2 separate regions of the Homo sapiens genome follow, and region 1 is linked to region 2. A link is an interaction called in ENCODE POLR2A ChIA-PET data of the cell type or tissue named here. Cell type or tissue: GM12878. All regions are shown on one strand. Region 1 holds the start of LOC124904047 (a long non-coding RNA gene). Region 2 overlaps PITPNC1 (phosphatidylinositol transfer protein cytoplasmic 1).

What was found. Peaks named below come from ENCODE experiments on the same cell type or tissue, not always from the same donor. Only the 100,000 strongest peaks of a DNase experiment are listed, where the experiment ranks them.
Region 1: POLR2A ChIA-PET joins it to region 2 with 11 read pairs; 3 of 35 experiments call an interaction of 5 or more read pairs at or near these places.

Annotation. Positions count from the first base shown.
Region 1 is chr17:67,382,210-67,390,209 of GRCh38, forward strand. The region is part of intron 1 of PITPNC1 (phosphatidylinositol transfer protein cytoplasmic 1); the gene reads left to right. LOC124904047 (a long non-coding RNA gene) reads right to left here and starts at 3,525. Exons shown (of 2, transcript XR_007065884.1): 1 at 3,411-3,525; 2 at 2,777-2,941. In GM12878, a CTCF peak has its summit at 4,955 (motif pointing right); no DNase peak of the experiment used is centred here; H3K4me3 peaks cover 798 bases; H3K27ac peaks cover 667 bases.
Region 2 is chr17:67,565,413-67,573,412 of GRCh38, forward strand. All of the region lies in intron 4 of PITPNC1 (phosphatidylinositol transfer protein cytoplasmic 1), which reads left to right. The region is part of intron 1 of LOC124904045 (a long non-coding RNA gene); the gene reads right to left. Among named protein-coding and RNA genes, the nearest start is that of MIR548D2, 98 kb to the left of the region's middle. RefSeq lists an enhancer at 4,451-4,520. In GM12878, no CTCF peak of the experiment used is centred here; DNase peaks (open chromatin) are centred at 4,641 and 6,297; H3K4me3 peaks cover 3,120 bases; H3K27ac peaks cover 4,896 bases.

The sequences.
Region 1 (8,000 bases), 180 kb before region 2:
CTACTATTTCTCTAGCTTTATTTTAACACATAAAATGTTCTCTAGTTCCAGGAAAAAAGAACAGCTCTGGGCGATCAAGAAAATAAAGCTGAACTACTGTCTAGATTAGAGTGTTGGTGGGGTTTTTTGGTGTGTGTGTGTGTGTGTGTGTGTGTGTGTGTGTTTTAGACATTAATTTCAGAGTAAAGAATTAATAAAAGTAACATTCCATAGATTAATTTTAATTAAAACATTTCATTGGAATAGTCCCTCGTTTGTGTTAAATGTGGTGGTCTCTGAACTCAATATAAGCCTGTTGGAAAGGTATGAACAGGAAAAGTTCCTGAGAGCTGAGAGTTGCTATAGAGAGAAAGTTGTCATTATCTTCATTTGAAACATTTGGTAGACGTAGATGTAGATTCTAGAGTTTTTGTTTGTTTGTTTCTTTTTCTGAGCCACACTCTCTCGCTCTGTCGCCCAGGCTGGAGTGCAGTGGGATGATTTCGGCTCACTGCGACCTCCACCGCCCGGTTTCAAGCAAGTCTCCTGCCTCAGCCTCCCGAGTAGCTGGGATTACAGGCGCCCACCATCACGCCAGGCTAATTTTTTGTATTTTTAGTAGAGAAGGGGTTTCACCATGTTGGTCAGGCTTGTCTCGAACTCCTGACCTCAGGCGATCCGCCCACTTTGGGCTCCCAAAGTGCTGGGATTACAGGCATGAGCCACTGCCCCCGGATGATTCTAGAGTTTTAGACTTAGAAGGCGTATTGGAGATGATTTATAATTGAGCCATTTATTTATTTATTTATTTGTTTGTTTATTTTTGAGATGGAGTCTTGCTCTTTCACCCAGGCTGGAGTGCAGTGGCGCAATCTTGGCTCACTGAAACCTCTGCCTCCCGAGTTCAAGAGATTCTCCTGCCTCAGCCTCCAGAATAGCTGGGATTTACAGGCTTGTACCACCCCAGCCAGCTAATTTTTGTGTTTTTAGTAGAGATGGGGTTTCACCATGTTGGTCAGGCTGGTCTCGAACTCCTGAGAGTTCATGCCCGGTGAGCCATTTCATTTTATAATGAAGTCTAGACCTGTAGTAGGTGCAGTTAAGTTGTCTACCTCATTGACAAACTCTAGGCTAGAACCAGGTCTGATTTAAGGCTCAAGGCTGTTCTACTATATGGAATTCTCCCTCCTCTGAGATTCCTTGGTGGAAGAAAATATTCTCCTGAGGACCCATGTGTAAAGCAGGTACACTGGCTCTACTCTCTAGTTGAAGGTGGCTGGGGACTCCAACCTTGTGTCTGCTTAGCGGGACACATAGGGTAGCCCCATTGGAACCTATTGGAAGGGTGGCCCACCTCCTCCCGCAGCCACTCGGTCCCAGTGAGCGACCTGCTCACCAAGGAGGCTCCTTGGAGCACAGTCTGAAGATCACCCTGCACCTGCCACCCTCGCCACAGAGGTACTTGTTAGTAAAATGAGCGTCTCTCAAGAGACGCTAAGCACATCCTAATATTATCTAAGGCAGGAATCCTTTTGTTTTCATTGCTTTCTTTACTGTTTAACCGTTCTGGCCAGGCGCGGTGGCTCATGCCTGTAATCCCAGCACTTTGGGAGGCTGAGGCGGGTGGATCACCTGAGGTCGGGAGTTTGAGACCAGCCTGACTAACATGAGAAACCCCGTCTCTACTAAAAATACAAAATTAGCCAGGCGTGGTGGCGCATGCCTGTAATCCCAGGTACTTGGGAGGGTGAGGCAGGAGAATTACTTGAACCAGGGAGGTGGAGGTTGTGGTGAGCTGAGATCGCACCATCGCACTCCAGCCTGGGCAACAAGAGCAAAACTCTGTCTCAAAAAAACAAAAACAAACGAACAAACAAACCAAAAACCAGTTCTTGTTTAACAGTTCCTGTTCTGACTGCATTCACATAAATGTGTATACTTTTAGGGATTGATTTGTGGTCTCTAGGGATATGGTGCACAATGCAGAAAAATAGAAACACTCCCCTCCCCTCCGAGAAAAGAGAAGGAAAGGAAAGAAAAGAAAAACAACTTTTTCATACAGAATATTATTTTCTTTTTTGCCCTGGCAGGGAGCCAGTGCACTTCATCCAGGCACCCCCAGGGTCCCCAGAGAGTTTTCTTGCGCACATTTCTGAGAACGGATTTGGGATCAGGGTGGTGCTGCCTCTGGAATGACATGAATGGAAATGCCAAAATGCCCAACAGTGTTCCTTGTTCTCTTTTTTTTTTTTTTTGAGACGGAGTCTCGCTCTTTCGCCCAGGCCAGAGTGCAGTGGCGCGATCTCGGCTCACTGCAAGCTCCGCCTCCCGGGTTCACGCCATTCTCCTGCCTCAGCTTCCCGAGTATCTGGGATTACAGGCGCCCGCCACTGCGCCCAGCTGATTTTTTGTATTTTTAGTAGAGACGGGGTTTCACCCTTTTAACCAGGATGGTCTCGATCTCCTGACCTCGTGATCTGCCCGCCTCGGCCTCCCAAAGTGCTGGGATTACAGGCATGAGCCACTGCGCCGGGCCTTGTTCTCAGTTTTAAACCATTTTCCTGAAATGCATCTGCAAACATATCAAGGCAGAAATTATTGAAAGGAAGAGATTTTAAGTTTGCTGCTGGCGTCAATACCTCTGAATATAAAGGATAAAGACTCCTTGGATTAATCTCACAGACTTTCCCCAAGGTTTCTTGTAAATGTAATTTGGAAAATGTTTTCCTTGTCTGGTATAAAAATTTTATTCTGAATAAGATAATTCTATAAAAAGTTTTCTCAAGAACGAGCACAATTTTGAGAGGTTGTTTTATTTTATTTTAAATTTTCTGTTGAGAAGGGACCAAGGTCAGGGTCATGCGTGTGATTTCTGTGTGATCCAGGTGGTTTCCTTGGTGGCTTGTTCTGGGAGGTGAAGCCAGTTGGACTTCTTGGTCCGGTGGGGACTTGGAGAACTTTTCTGTCTTACAAGAGGATTGTAAAATGCACCAATCAGCGCTCTGTAGCTAGCTAGAGATTTCTAAAATACGCTAATCAGCAGGCTGCAAAAACGCACCAATCAGGTCTCTGTGGCTAGCTAGCGGTTTCTAAAATGCGCTAATCAGCACTCTGCAAAAACGCACCAATCAGCTCTCTGTGGCTAGCTAGAGGTTTGTAAAATGGACCAATCAGTGCTCAGTAAAATGCACCAATCAGTGCTCTGTAAAATGGAGCAATCAGCACTCTGTAAAATGGACCAATCAGCAGGACATGGGCGGGGACAAATAAGGGAATAATGGCTGACCACCCCTCCCCCCTCCCCTCCCCCCAGGCACCTTCCAGGCTGTGGAAGCTTTGCTCTTTTGCTGTTCACTCTTTTGCTGTTCACACTAAATCTTCCTGCTGTCCGCTCTTTGGTCCGCACCACCTTTAAGAGCTGTAACACTCACCGTGAAGGTCCGCGGCTTCATTCTTGAAGTGAGCGAGACCAAGAACCCACCGGAAGGAACCATCTCCGGACACAGTTCCACAGCCAGGGGACAGTGGAGGTTTGGCTAGCTGTCTGGCAAAGCTCCGGTTTTTTTTTTTGTCATAACGGGCACAGGGAAAGGAGGGCGGGTAAATAGATTTGTGCAAACCTTTCAACACTAATGGAACAGACAAGGAGCAGATGCTGTCCTCCTGGCTGGTCAGTGAAATTGACTCTGTCCATGAAGGAAGCTGCATTTTCCCAGTGACTTGGGTGGAAGTACCTGGCGCAGGAGATAGATACAGGGATCAGGGAAGCAAACTGTTGTTAACAAAACCCTGGTTAAAAGTAGGTAGTAATTAACTTTTGCTTTTTCTTATTGTGATATGGAGGAAGTTCCTAAGGCTCTTGAAAGTCAATTTAGAAACCTTGTGTCTGATTGCGTGAGTGTGACTGATACTCCAAAGCAAAGCGAGTAATATTCATTTCAGTAAGGCTGTCGTTTCAGGCGAATGGAGAATATTATTTATTGTAGGCATTAAAAGAAATTAATATACTTTATTTATTTTGAGACGGAGTTTTGCTCTTGTCGCCCAGGCTGGAGTGCAGTGGCGCTATCGCGGCTCACTGCAACCTCCGCCTCCCAGGTTTCAAGGGGTTCTCCTGCCTCAGCCTCCCGACTAGCTGGGATTACAGGCGCCTGCCAGCATGTCCAGCTAATTTTTGTATTTTTAGTAGAGTCGGGGTTTCACCATGTTGTCCAGGCTGGTCTCGAACTCCTGACCTCAGGTGATCCACCCGCCTCGGCCTCTCAGAGTGCTGGGATTACAGGTGTGAGCCACTGCGCCCCGCCTAAACTAAATTAATATAGTTTAAACATTCAACCTCTTTAAGAGCTTCCCCTCTCCTAGGGATGTGTAGGTATGAGATGGGGAGTGGGGAATCACAACGTTTTGGGTTTTTAAAAATGTGAAAGTGTATGCACAAAGGCAGTAAATGTGTTTTTCAGAAGCAGTAATTACTGGAAAAGTACATCTAGGTTCATTGCTTTAGCGGCCTGAGTGAGATCGCAGCACCCTGGCTGGCTTGTGTGGGCTTTGGCCTGTTTTCTGTTGCCTGGAGGTCTGTAGTGTTAGGCAAGTCTGAAAACTAGGTAACACTTTTGCCCTGTATCAGAGAAACAGACTGAGTTCTAGAAATCAGCTAACTTGTACTGAGAAGGTTTTATGTATCTTTAACAAATTCAGCCCACCGGGAGAGGAAAAGGAGAATTTCAGACTAGAAATCAGGAATTTTGTATATTCCCAAGTGAAGATTTTTCTTGTAGGTTACAAGGAGGATGAGGCGCAAATATATTACAAATATTAAAACGGACAAACCAATCGTATCTGGAAAATGTAGAGTTGTCTGGAAAAATAATCTTGGAAACTTTACTTTTTGTACTATGCAACCTCTAATTTACAAATAACATCCAAATCATTCAAACGAACAGCGTCGCAGGGCTGCACACCGCCAGGGGGCGCCATTTACATGGGACCCAGTGGGAGTAGAGCAGTGTGATGGCCTGCAACTGACCAACCTGCCTTTTACTGCCCTTTCATGCTCCCAGCCCCTGCTGCTCTCCTGGGTTAGAAATTGAAAGTTTATACCAAACTCATGGGTTTACAAGTGGAAACATCACACCCTTAGCATCGTCTTTCCTGAACACTCCATCTACAATAGCTTTTTCCTCATCTAAATCTCTGGCCAGGCACAGCGGCTCACGCCTGTAATCCCAGCACTTTGGGGTGCCGAGGCAGACGGGTCACTTGAGGTCGGGAGTTTAAGATCAGCCTGGCCAACGTGATGAAACCCCATCTCTACTAAAAACACAAAAATTAGCTGGGCATGGTGGTGGGCGCCTGTAATCCCAGCTACTCGGGAGGCCAACGCAGGAGAATTGCTTGAACCCGGGAGGTGGAAGTTGCAGTGAGCTGAGATCGAGGCTGCACTCCAGCCTGGCTGACAGAGCGAAACTCTGTCTCAAAATAAAATATAAAATAAAATAATCTTTTCCTTAATATTCTCGCTATTTATATCCTCTATTATCTGCCTCTCCACGCCTGTTTATTCCTTCAGAGCATTTATCGCAATTTGTACTTATTTTGTTTAATTGTTTGTTGTCTATCGCCATCATTATCTTTTCAACATGTAATCCACATGAGAAAATACTGATACAATCTTTTCACTTATTTTTTTCACACTAAGTCTTTGAAATCAGGTGTGTATTTTCCGTGGACACGCATCTCAGTTTCACTGGCCGCTCTGCAGTGCTCAAGGACCATGTGTGGCTTGTGGCTGCCATACTGGACAGTGCAGGTCTGGTGCTTAAACTTAGGGTCCACACATAGTAAATACTTGCTGAATGAATGGATAGGAAGAAGCTGAGGAAAACAGGAACTTTTTAAGGAACCCTGATCCTCTATGTCCTCCTGTAAAAGGTTTAAAATTTTTTCACTTGTATACTGCCTGAAATTTTACCAATTAGAGATTCTTTTGTATTTAATACATCCTCATTAAAAAATTTCTTAGTGATACCCCTGAGAAGTTTGAAATCAGTCACATATATTTAGGAGTTATTGCCGTCAGACTGCTTTCCTCCCAATTCCCGGAGGAGTATGTATATTAGTTTTCGTTTCTTTTTTTCGTGTTTTTTTTTTTTTTTCCCTTGGAGTCTTGCTCTTGTTGCCCAGGCTGGAGTGCAGTTCTTTCAGCTCACTGCAACCTCTGCCTCCTGGTTTCAAGTGATTCTCCTGCCTCAGCCTCCCGAGTAGCTGGGATTACAGGTGCCCACCACCACGCCCGGCTAATTTTTGTATTTTTAGTAGAGACGAGGTTTCTCCATGTTGGCCAGGCTGGCCTTGAACTCCTGACCTAGTGATCCACCTGTCTTGGCCTCTCAAAGTGTTGGGATTACAGGCATGAGCCACTGCACCCGGCCTCTTTTGTTTTTTACTCTGAGACATAGTCTTGCTCTGTCACCCAGGCTGGAGTGCAGTGTGCATGATCTCGACTCACTGCAACCTCCACCTCTCGGGTTCAAGCAATCCTCCCGCCTCAGCTTTCTTAGTAGCTGAGACTACAGACTAGCACCACCACACCTGGCTGGTCTTGTATTTTTAGTAGAGACAGGGTTTCACCATGTAGGCCAGGCTGGTCTCGAACTCCTGACCTCCGGTGATCCACCCGCCTCGGCCTCCCAAAGTGAGCCACCGCGCCTGGCAGTATATTAGTTTTCTATTGCTGTGTTACAAATGATCACAAACTCAGTGGCTTACAATAACACCCATTTATTAGCACACAAATTCTGTGGGTCAGAAGTCTAGGTGCAGCATGGCTGGATTCTCTGCTCAGGGTCTCATAAAGCTGACATCAAGGCGTCAGTCAGGCTGCCTTTCTTTCTGGAGCTTGGAGTTGTCTTCAGGGTTCACATGGTTGTTGGCAGAATGCAGTTCCTTACTGCATCCATCAGTTAGAGGCTCGATCCCAGAGGCCACCTGCCGTGTCCTGCCATGTGGCCCTCTCCACAACATGGCAGTTTGCTCTTGCAAGGCTAGCAGGAGCTTCTACTGCAACTTCAGATCTCTCCGACTTGCTGTCTCTGACTTCTTGATTCTTTTCCAAAAGGGCTCACCAATCAGTGGGAATCTTGGGGGCCATTCTGCCTCTCCTAGGGAGATTAGCTGAATTAGAGAAGTAGTTATTTCTTGAATCTGGAAAACAGGGCTATGGAAGTTCCAGGCTGGCATCATGAAAACATCCATTCACAGATACTTTATTGAACTCCTGCTCTGTGCCGGGTGCTAGGCCTGCAGCGGCTGACAGGGCAGGTAGATCCCTGCCCTCCTGAAGCTCCTAGGCCAGAGGACACTGGAGAGGTTTTATTGCCATTTAAAAATAGATGATGGCCATAGTTGCACAAGTCTGTAAGTGTATTAAGAACCATTGAATTGGTATGTAAAGTACATCTCAGTAAAGCTGTTTTTTGTTTTGTTGTTGTTGTTGTTGTTGTTGTTTTTGAGATGGAGTCTCACTCTGTTGCCCAGGCTAGAGTGCTATGGCGCAATCTCGGCTCACTGCACCCTCCGCTTCCTGGGTTCAAGCAATTCTCCTGCCTCAGTCTCCCGAGTAGCTGGGACTACAGGCACGTGCCACCACGCCCGGCTAATTGTTTGTATTTTTAGTAGAGACGGGGTTTCACTGTGGTAGCCAGGATGGTCTCGAACTCCTGACCTCGTGATCCACCCACCTCGGCCTCCCAAAGTGCTGGGATTACAGACGCGAGCCACCGTGCCCGGCCAAAGCTGTTTTTTTAGAAATAGAAGTGCTTACAGATTTGTTTGAGCAGAATAGATACCCATGTTCAGAGAGAGAGAGAGAGAGCCATTGAGAGGCAGAGAGTGCCGAATGTGAATTCTGTGTAAATTGAAAAGTTACGGTCCCCGTCCATAAGGAGATGGCTCTGGTTGTCTTGAATTTAGACAGCTTTCCAGAGGAGGAGGTTCTCTCCTGCAGCAGTGTGGGAAAAAAA
Region 2 (8,000 bases):
TAGTAATTTTCCATGGTTTTCGGTGTGTATACTCATTTTCCATGGTTTTTGGTGTGTATATTAGTTTTCCATGTTTTTCGGTGTGTATGCTAGTTTTTCCATGTTTTTTGGTGTGTATACTTGTTTTCCATGTTTTTCGGTGTGTATGCTAGTTTTTCCATGTTTTTTCGGTGTGTATACTTGTTTCCCATGTTTTCCAGTGTGTATACTTGTTTTCCATGTTTTGCAGAGTGTGTACTAGTTTTCCGTGTTTTTCAGTGTGTATACTAGTTTTCCATGGTTTTCAGTGTGTATACTCATTTTCCATGTTTTTCAGTGTGTGTACTAGTTTTCTGTGTTTTTCAGTGTGTATACTAGTTTTCCATGGTTTTCAGTGTGTATACTCATTTTCCATGGTTTTTGGTGTGTATATTAGTTTTCCATGTTTTTCGGTGTGTATGCTAGTTTTTCCATGTTTTTTCGGTGTGTATACTTGTTTTCCATGTTTTTCAGTGTGTATACTCGTTTTCCATGTTTTTCGATGTGTATACTAGTTTTTCCATGTATTTCAGTGTGGATACTAGTCTACTTTCTTTTTGTTTTTACAAAAATGGGGCTATCCTGTTTTACACTTTGTTTTTTTAATGGTTTTAGAGTCGATCCCAATGTACTTAACCAGCCTTCTACTGGTGAACTTTGACTTGTTTCCAAGTTTTTTTATAGGACCAACAATACAGTTAATGAACATGTGTTTTTTTGTAATATTTTTTCACATCTCAGAATTCATGCTGGAGTTCTGGGCAGGGTTTTTTGTTTGTTTGTTGTTTTTTGATACAGGGGCTTGCTCTGTCACCCAGGCTGGAGTGCAGTGGCGCGATCTTGGCTCACTGCAACCTCTGCCTCCCAGGTTCAAGCGATTCTCCTGCCTCAGCTTCCCTAGTAGCTGGGATGACAGGCGTGCACCACCATGCCCAGCTAATTTTTGTATTTTTAGTAGAGACAGGGTTTTGCCATGTTGGCCAGGCTGGTCACAAACTCCTGGCCTCAAGTGATCCACCCGTGTCAGCCTCCCAAAGTGCTGGGATTACAGGCATGAGCCACCCACAGGGCCTGGACCTGTTTTTAAAAGCACTTTCATAATAAGAATTAACCTAAGCCATTATATTTCAATTCAGTTTTTGAAAATTATTGTGTTTTCAAGGTACTAGGGTAATTTGGCATCTAAAGGAATACCAATGAATTTCTGAAATGAATAATTATTTCCCTAATATATCTTTTGAGTAACTCCTGCTTTTCCTGATTTGGGTTTGTTTGAAGCAAGGCACGTCTATCATATGACAGATTCACACACACATATTTTCTCTGCTGTTAGTGGCCACAGCACATACTGAGAAGCAAAGCCTGTGCTTTCAACCTCTGCTTCCCTGGAAGCACTTCCATGATTTCCTGATACTTAAGAATCAGCATGAGATCACAAGCATGCATGTCAGAGCTAGACAGCCTGGCTTGAATCCCATCTCCTCTATGCATTTGTTGTGTGACTTACAGCACACTGTTGGACCTTTCCGTGCCTTTGTTTCTTCATCTGTAAAATGGGGATGTATGAGGGTTAATGAGTTAATAGATGAACTAATATATATCAAATACTCGGACCAGTGCCTGTTGACAGGAAGGACGGTATAACACTATTGTCATTATAACCTCTGTATTGGGTTGTGTCTGTCCCTCACTGGACATGTGGAATGTTGGCCAGGTCTCCTTTGGATTGTCATTTTGACCCAGAACCTCCCAGAGTTAAGAAATACCTGGACAGGCCAGGCGCGGTGGCTCACGCCTGTAATCCCAGCACTTTGGGAGGCCAAGGCAGGCGGATCATGAGGTCAGGAGATCGAGACCATCCTGGCTAACATGGTAAACCCCGTTTCTACTAAAAATACAAAAAATTAGCCAGGCGTGGTGGCAGGTGCCTATAGTCCCAGCTAGTCAGGAGGCTGAAGCAGGAGAATGGCATGAACCTGGGAGGCAGAGCGTGCAGTGAGCCAAAATTGCGCCACTGCAATCCAGCCTGGGCGACAGAGTGAGACTCCATCTCCAAAAAAAAAAGAAATACCTGGGCGACGAGACGTGCTATCAAGGAGGTGGGGAAGTTGGAACTCTCCTACACTGTTCATGGGAATGTACAAGGGTGCAGCCACTTTGGAATGGGGTAGCCGTCTGGAAGTTCCTCAGAAGGTTAAACATAGAGTTACAGTGTGATCAGCAATTCCACTCTAGGTATACACTCAAGAGAAATGAAAACATGGCCGGGCGCAGTGGCTCACACCTGTAATCCCAGCACTTTGGGAGGCCGAGGTGGGTGGATCACGAGGTCAGGAGTTTGAGACCAGCCTGGCCAACATGGTGAAACCCCATCTCTACCAAAAATACAAAAATTAGCTAGGTATGGTGGCAGGTGCCTGTAATCCCAGCTAGTCTGGAGGCTGAGGCAGGAGAATCGCTTGAACCCAGGGGGTGGAATTGCAATGAGCCAAGATCACACCACTGCACTCCAGCCTGGGCAACAGAGTGAGACTCCATTTCAAAAAGAAAGAAAGAAAGGAGAAGAGAAGAGAAAAGAAGAAAGAAGAAAGAAAGATAGAAATCCACACAAAAACTCGCACAAGAATAGCTGTGGCAGTATTGTTCATAGTAGCCAAAAAATAGAAACAAATGTTCATCAACTGATAAATGGAGAAATCAGATGTAGTATGTCCGTACAATGGACTATCATTCGGCCAGAAAAAGGAATGGAGTACCCATACATGCTAGAACATGGATGAGCCTTGAAAACATGCTAAGGGAAAGAAGCCAGGAACAAAAGACCACATATGATACACTTCCATTTGTAGGAAATGTATAGAATAGACAAATCTTAGAGTAGATTAGGAGTTGCGTACATTGTGGTGCTGCAGGTAGGCGGGAATGGGGACGTGACTGCTGATGGATACAGGGCTTCTTTGGGAGGTAATGGAAATGTTCTAAAATTAGATTGTCCTAATGGTTGTATAACTCTGAATATACTGAACACCATTAACTTGTATACTTGAAATGGGTGAATTATATGGTATGTGAATAAAGCTATTTTTTATTTATTTTATTTTATTTTTTTAGAGATGGGATCTTGCTTGCTCTGTCACCCAGGCTGGAATGCAGTAGTGTGATCATAGCTCACTGCAGCCTCAAACTCCTGGGCTCAAGTGATCCTCCTGCCTCTGCCTGCTGAATAGTAAAGCTATATTTTGGGGGGAAAAGGGGGAAACAGCTCCTGAGTTTGGGGGTGGGCTCCCAGAATATACCAGCTTACTGAAAGCGAGGCATCGGGAGAGAGGCCTGGAATCTGTTTTTAACAAGCCCAGCAAATGAGGCATCATTAAGTAGGTCTTAGAAATACACTGTCATAGAGAATACTTTTATTTTTCTTTTACATTGTAAAGTGGGATAGGGTAGGATTAATACATTTTAGCTTACGTTTTTGCCACAGGCTAGGTGCTGTGGAAATACAGTATCCTTTGATGACAATAATGACAGTCTTCAAAGTGAGCGGTGTACATTCTTCCAGAAGTTTCGCACTTCCTGCTTCTGAAGTGCAGTGCCCTAGAGAGCCTCAGACCCATCCCCAGGGCCCCCATTCACTGCAGCCACTATCGTCTCTCTCCCTATGCAGGTGCTGAGACAGAAATAAGGGCTGCCAGCACCACCCAGAAACTGACTATGAAATCCCCAATGTGTCTGACCCTTTCTCTTTAAGACTTTGGTTTGCTTACATTTCATTTTGTTCCTGTAAGTGTTTCTTATTGCCATAGCAACCCTAATCGATCACTGGACCAAAAATAGCTCTTTCATGTTTTCCAAAGCATGTCTGTAGTGAATTGGAAATTCAGTTCTGCCGTGCATTTTGCATATGCTGCTTTCATTTCCCGACACTGAACCTGGGAGGGCTTGTGTCTGGAAATTATTCTTGCAGAGACCCAGAAACCTCACTTGTCTTTCCTGGCGTTCTTCTTCCCCACTGCAGATCCACCCGTCACTTCCAAAAGCTACAAGTAGCTGCATTTAAATGTTCCACCATCACTTTTCTGCACATTGAGTTTTGGGTGCTGGAGGTTTTACAGGTACCAGAATATCACTTTTCAATAAGAGGTTCATCCTGGTGGATTCCGTTGGGTTTGGAAGGCCAATTATAGATGCTTAGACACCAGATAAAAGGAAGAGGGTCATGGCAGGGAGCAGATGGCAGCAACACCTATAAGATTCCTCTGGCTTACGTGGATCTAAGCTAGAAAATCAAAGATGAGATGACAGGAGAGCTCCTGCCTTGACTCCCTGACTTCTTCCTAACACTGCTACTGTTTTTAGGGGGTTGGGGCAAAATAAACACTGGATGTAATTAAGTGAATATTTTCTATGATGCTTTCTCTGCTTTATTCTCCCTGCCAAGCTGTGCCTTTAGTCAAGAAGAGGGAGAGAGAGATAAAAAAGAAAAGATTTTTCATGAGAAAGAGGATTCGAGACCTGGAGTGAGCCCAGAGGAGGAAGAAGAGGTGGAGAGGGACAGAAATGACTCACTGATTTCCCCCAGGCTCCAGGGACAGGCGTGCTTTTTTGCCTCCCCCTCTGCCTGTAAGCAGAGTCATCTCTGTGGCCTCAAGGGTTCCCAACTTCTGTTTTATGCTTCTGTTTCTTAACTTCTTTGAGCCTTGGTTTTGGCGATTGGGTTGAGTGAACCAGCGGACGTGCACCCTTTAGATCTAGGAAAGAAAAGAGTTCACGGAGATCCTGGTAGAGTTTTTGTTCCCTGCATGAAGTCAGCAGGGGGCCAAGGGAAAGCTCAGAGAAGAGGCCAGTGGAAGGGGCACCTGCCCAGAAGAAGGAGCTGCCAAGGATGGAGCCTGGGACACGTGGTGACATTTCCTCAGCAGCAGAGCAGGTCAGGGATTCAGAGTGAGTCTGGAAGAGCCCAGATCTGCTCTGTGGTTTGGCTGCCTTCCTTGCCATGGGAAGAAGCCATCAGGTGTCCTGTGGATGCCTTTCCGGAAGCCTCTGCATCCTTGCATCTTCATAGTGGAGGATCTGCCTTTGACCCCAGCTCAGCTTTCTCGTCCACATTGCCTAGGAGGGTACAATGGAGTGGACCAACATCTCTCCAGCATCTGCCAGGCGCTGCCTGGCCCTGGACATTCGTTATCTCTTTTCATTCTCACCCCACAGCTTTGAGGTTGCAATTGTCTCCATTTGATAGATGAGGAAACTGAAGCTCAGAGGGAATCGTGAATTTGCCCCAAGTCACACAGTTTGTTGGAAAAGAAGCTGCGGTTTGAACTGAAGTCTGTTTTACTCCAAAAATCTGTATTTTTTTTTTTTTTCCTACTAAATCATCATCCTCCCTCTCTGTGGGTTAGGTGCCTGCTGCTGCATCTGGACACCAGATAATGACAAGCTTGCTGACATCAGTTACTAGTAAATATCACCCTGGGCAATAAGCAGTGGCCATTGATTGACAAAGCAGGTGGCATCATAGGTGGAACTAATAAGTCAGAAAAAGCACCAATTCCCCCTTCCCTTGCACTTGCTTGAACCTCAGAGTCGGTGATGCTTTACTCAGATGAAAACCAGATGGGTGATTTGGAAGAAGGCAGCCAGCAGGCTGAGTGTTGTGTTGGTTTTCTCTTGCTGTGTAGCAAATCTCCCACAAATTTAGCAACTTAAAACAACACAAGTGGCTGGGTGCAATGGCTCATGCCTATAATACCAGCACTTTAGGAGGCTGAGGTTGGAGGATCGCTTGAGCTCAGGAGTTTGAGACCAACCTGGGCAACACAGTGAGAGCTCATCTCTACTAAAAGTAAAAAAAATTAGCTGGGTGTGGTGGTGCATGCCTGTGATCCCAGCTGTTCAGGAGGCTGAGGCGGGAGGATTGCTTAAGCCCAGGAGGTCAAGGCTGCGGCGAGCTGAGCTATACTGCATTCAAGCCTGGGCAACAGAATGAGGCTCTGTCTCAAAAAAGAAAAGAAAAGAGAAGAGAAGAAAAATAACACAAGTTTGTTATCTTGCAGTTTCCATGGGTCAGGAGTTGGAACCCAGGCTAGCTGGGTCCTTGGCTCAGGCAACTCACCAGGTAGAAATCAAGGCATCAACCAAGGTTCTAGTTTCACCAGAAATGCAGGGTCCTCTTCCACGCTCACTGGTGGTTGGCAGGATTCATTCCTTGTGGTTGAAGGACGAAGGTCGCGTTTTCTAGCTGGTTCTTCTCCGGCTGTCACTCTCAGTTCCCAGTAGACCTCTCTTGGGTCCTATCCACGTGGCTATCTCACAACTTCAAAGCCAACAAAAGAATCTCTGCTTTTTCTAAAGTGAAGTCTTGTATACACTCTCAGGAGTGACTGACTGTCTTGTCTTTTTGCTATCAATCAAAAGCTGTGCTCCCTCTGAAGGTTCTGGGGGGCAACCAGGGGAGTGACAGCCCATCATATCCCCAGGTTCTGCTCACACCCGAAGGGAAGGATTACACAGGATGTGTGCACCAGTGGCTGGGACTCTGGAGGCCATCTCAGAATTCTGTCTGCCGTGGGTTTTTCAGTCTTTCCTTCATATGCTGTGGGCCAAATGGGACTTTAGACATTCAGCATTTCCAAATGACTGTTCCTTAGAGAGCACGGGATGCTTCAGCAGCCCTTAGACATCTTTTTCTGTTTTAGCCAATGGCTGACGACCCTAGTGTCTCTCTTCTTGGAGCAAGTTCAGGTGTGGTTACATCAGGGTTCCCAACGTTTTTTCCACCCCCACACTCCTGACAGATCCCTCGGTGATATAGAATCCCTCCACCCAAGGACATTTATCAGGATCTTTAGGGAACAGCGCATATTTTGAGAAAAAGTCCAGGGTTGGAAAGTGGGGTTCCCGTCTCCCCATTGACATTGAGAATGACTAGGTTAGATGGTATATTCCTAGTGGAAGCAAAAGTCTTAGTTACAGAAAGCATTATTTGAGCAAACCTAAACTAAAGGAGATGCTTTAACACCTGAAGAAGCTGGGTAAAGCGGGGGGGGGGGGTAAAGAAGAAGGGGGGTGACTTTGATGACCACCATTCCTAGTGGTGCTGGTATTAGGGGGGCACCCTCCTGTTAGAGTGTGAGCTTACCACATGGTTGGTGAGCCTGGGACACAGATAGCTAATGGTAATGGTGACAAAGGAGATACGCGCTGTGATAAAGGGACAAACAGAATGCTGCCAGCATGCATGGGATAATCATTCCGAAGTGGTACTTGAGATGGTCTTTGAGTAAGATTTAGGAAAGAAATTTCGGGCTGAGAGTACCATGGCCAAAAAAAAAAAAAAAGACCTGACAGCAGGAAGTTTTCCAGGGAAGGGGGAGTGGACCTACCTAGATTTAGGGTGGGTCCAAATCCAATGACTTTTGTCCTTGTAAGAAGAGAAGAGAGCACAGAGACCCAGAGGGAAGAAGGGGATGTAAAGACGGAGGCAGAGACTGGAGTGATGCACCCACTCCCGGTGCCACCAACAGCTGGAAGAGACAAGGACAGATTCTCTCCCAGAGTCTTCAGAGGTAGTATGGCTCTGCCAACACCTTGGTTTCAGGCTTCTGGCCTCCAGAACTGTGAGAGAATAAATTGCTGCTGTTTTAAGCCACGCAGTTTGTGGAATTGGCTACGATAATTCTAGAGTACCAGTACAGTCAGGGAGAACATTCGCGTTCATTCTGGACCTTTCAAGTTTGATGAACCTGTAGGGTCTTTGTTGGGGATGGCCAGTGGGCACCTGGAAATGTGAGAGGAGTTGGAATTTGCGATGTTGATTTGGGAGGCATCTGCCAAAAAAGAAAAAAATCATGAAAAGTCAGAAGCAGATGAGATCACCAGGGGAGAGGGTTTGGATCAAGAAAAGAGGCTGTAGGTAGGGTAGGACCTGAGGGATCTCCTGTAGGGAAGGAGTGGAGGAGGGAGGAAAGGGTGAACTGCTGCTC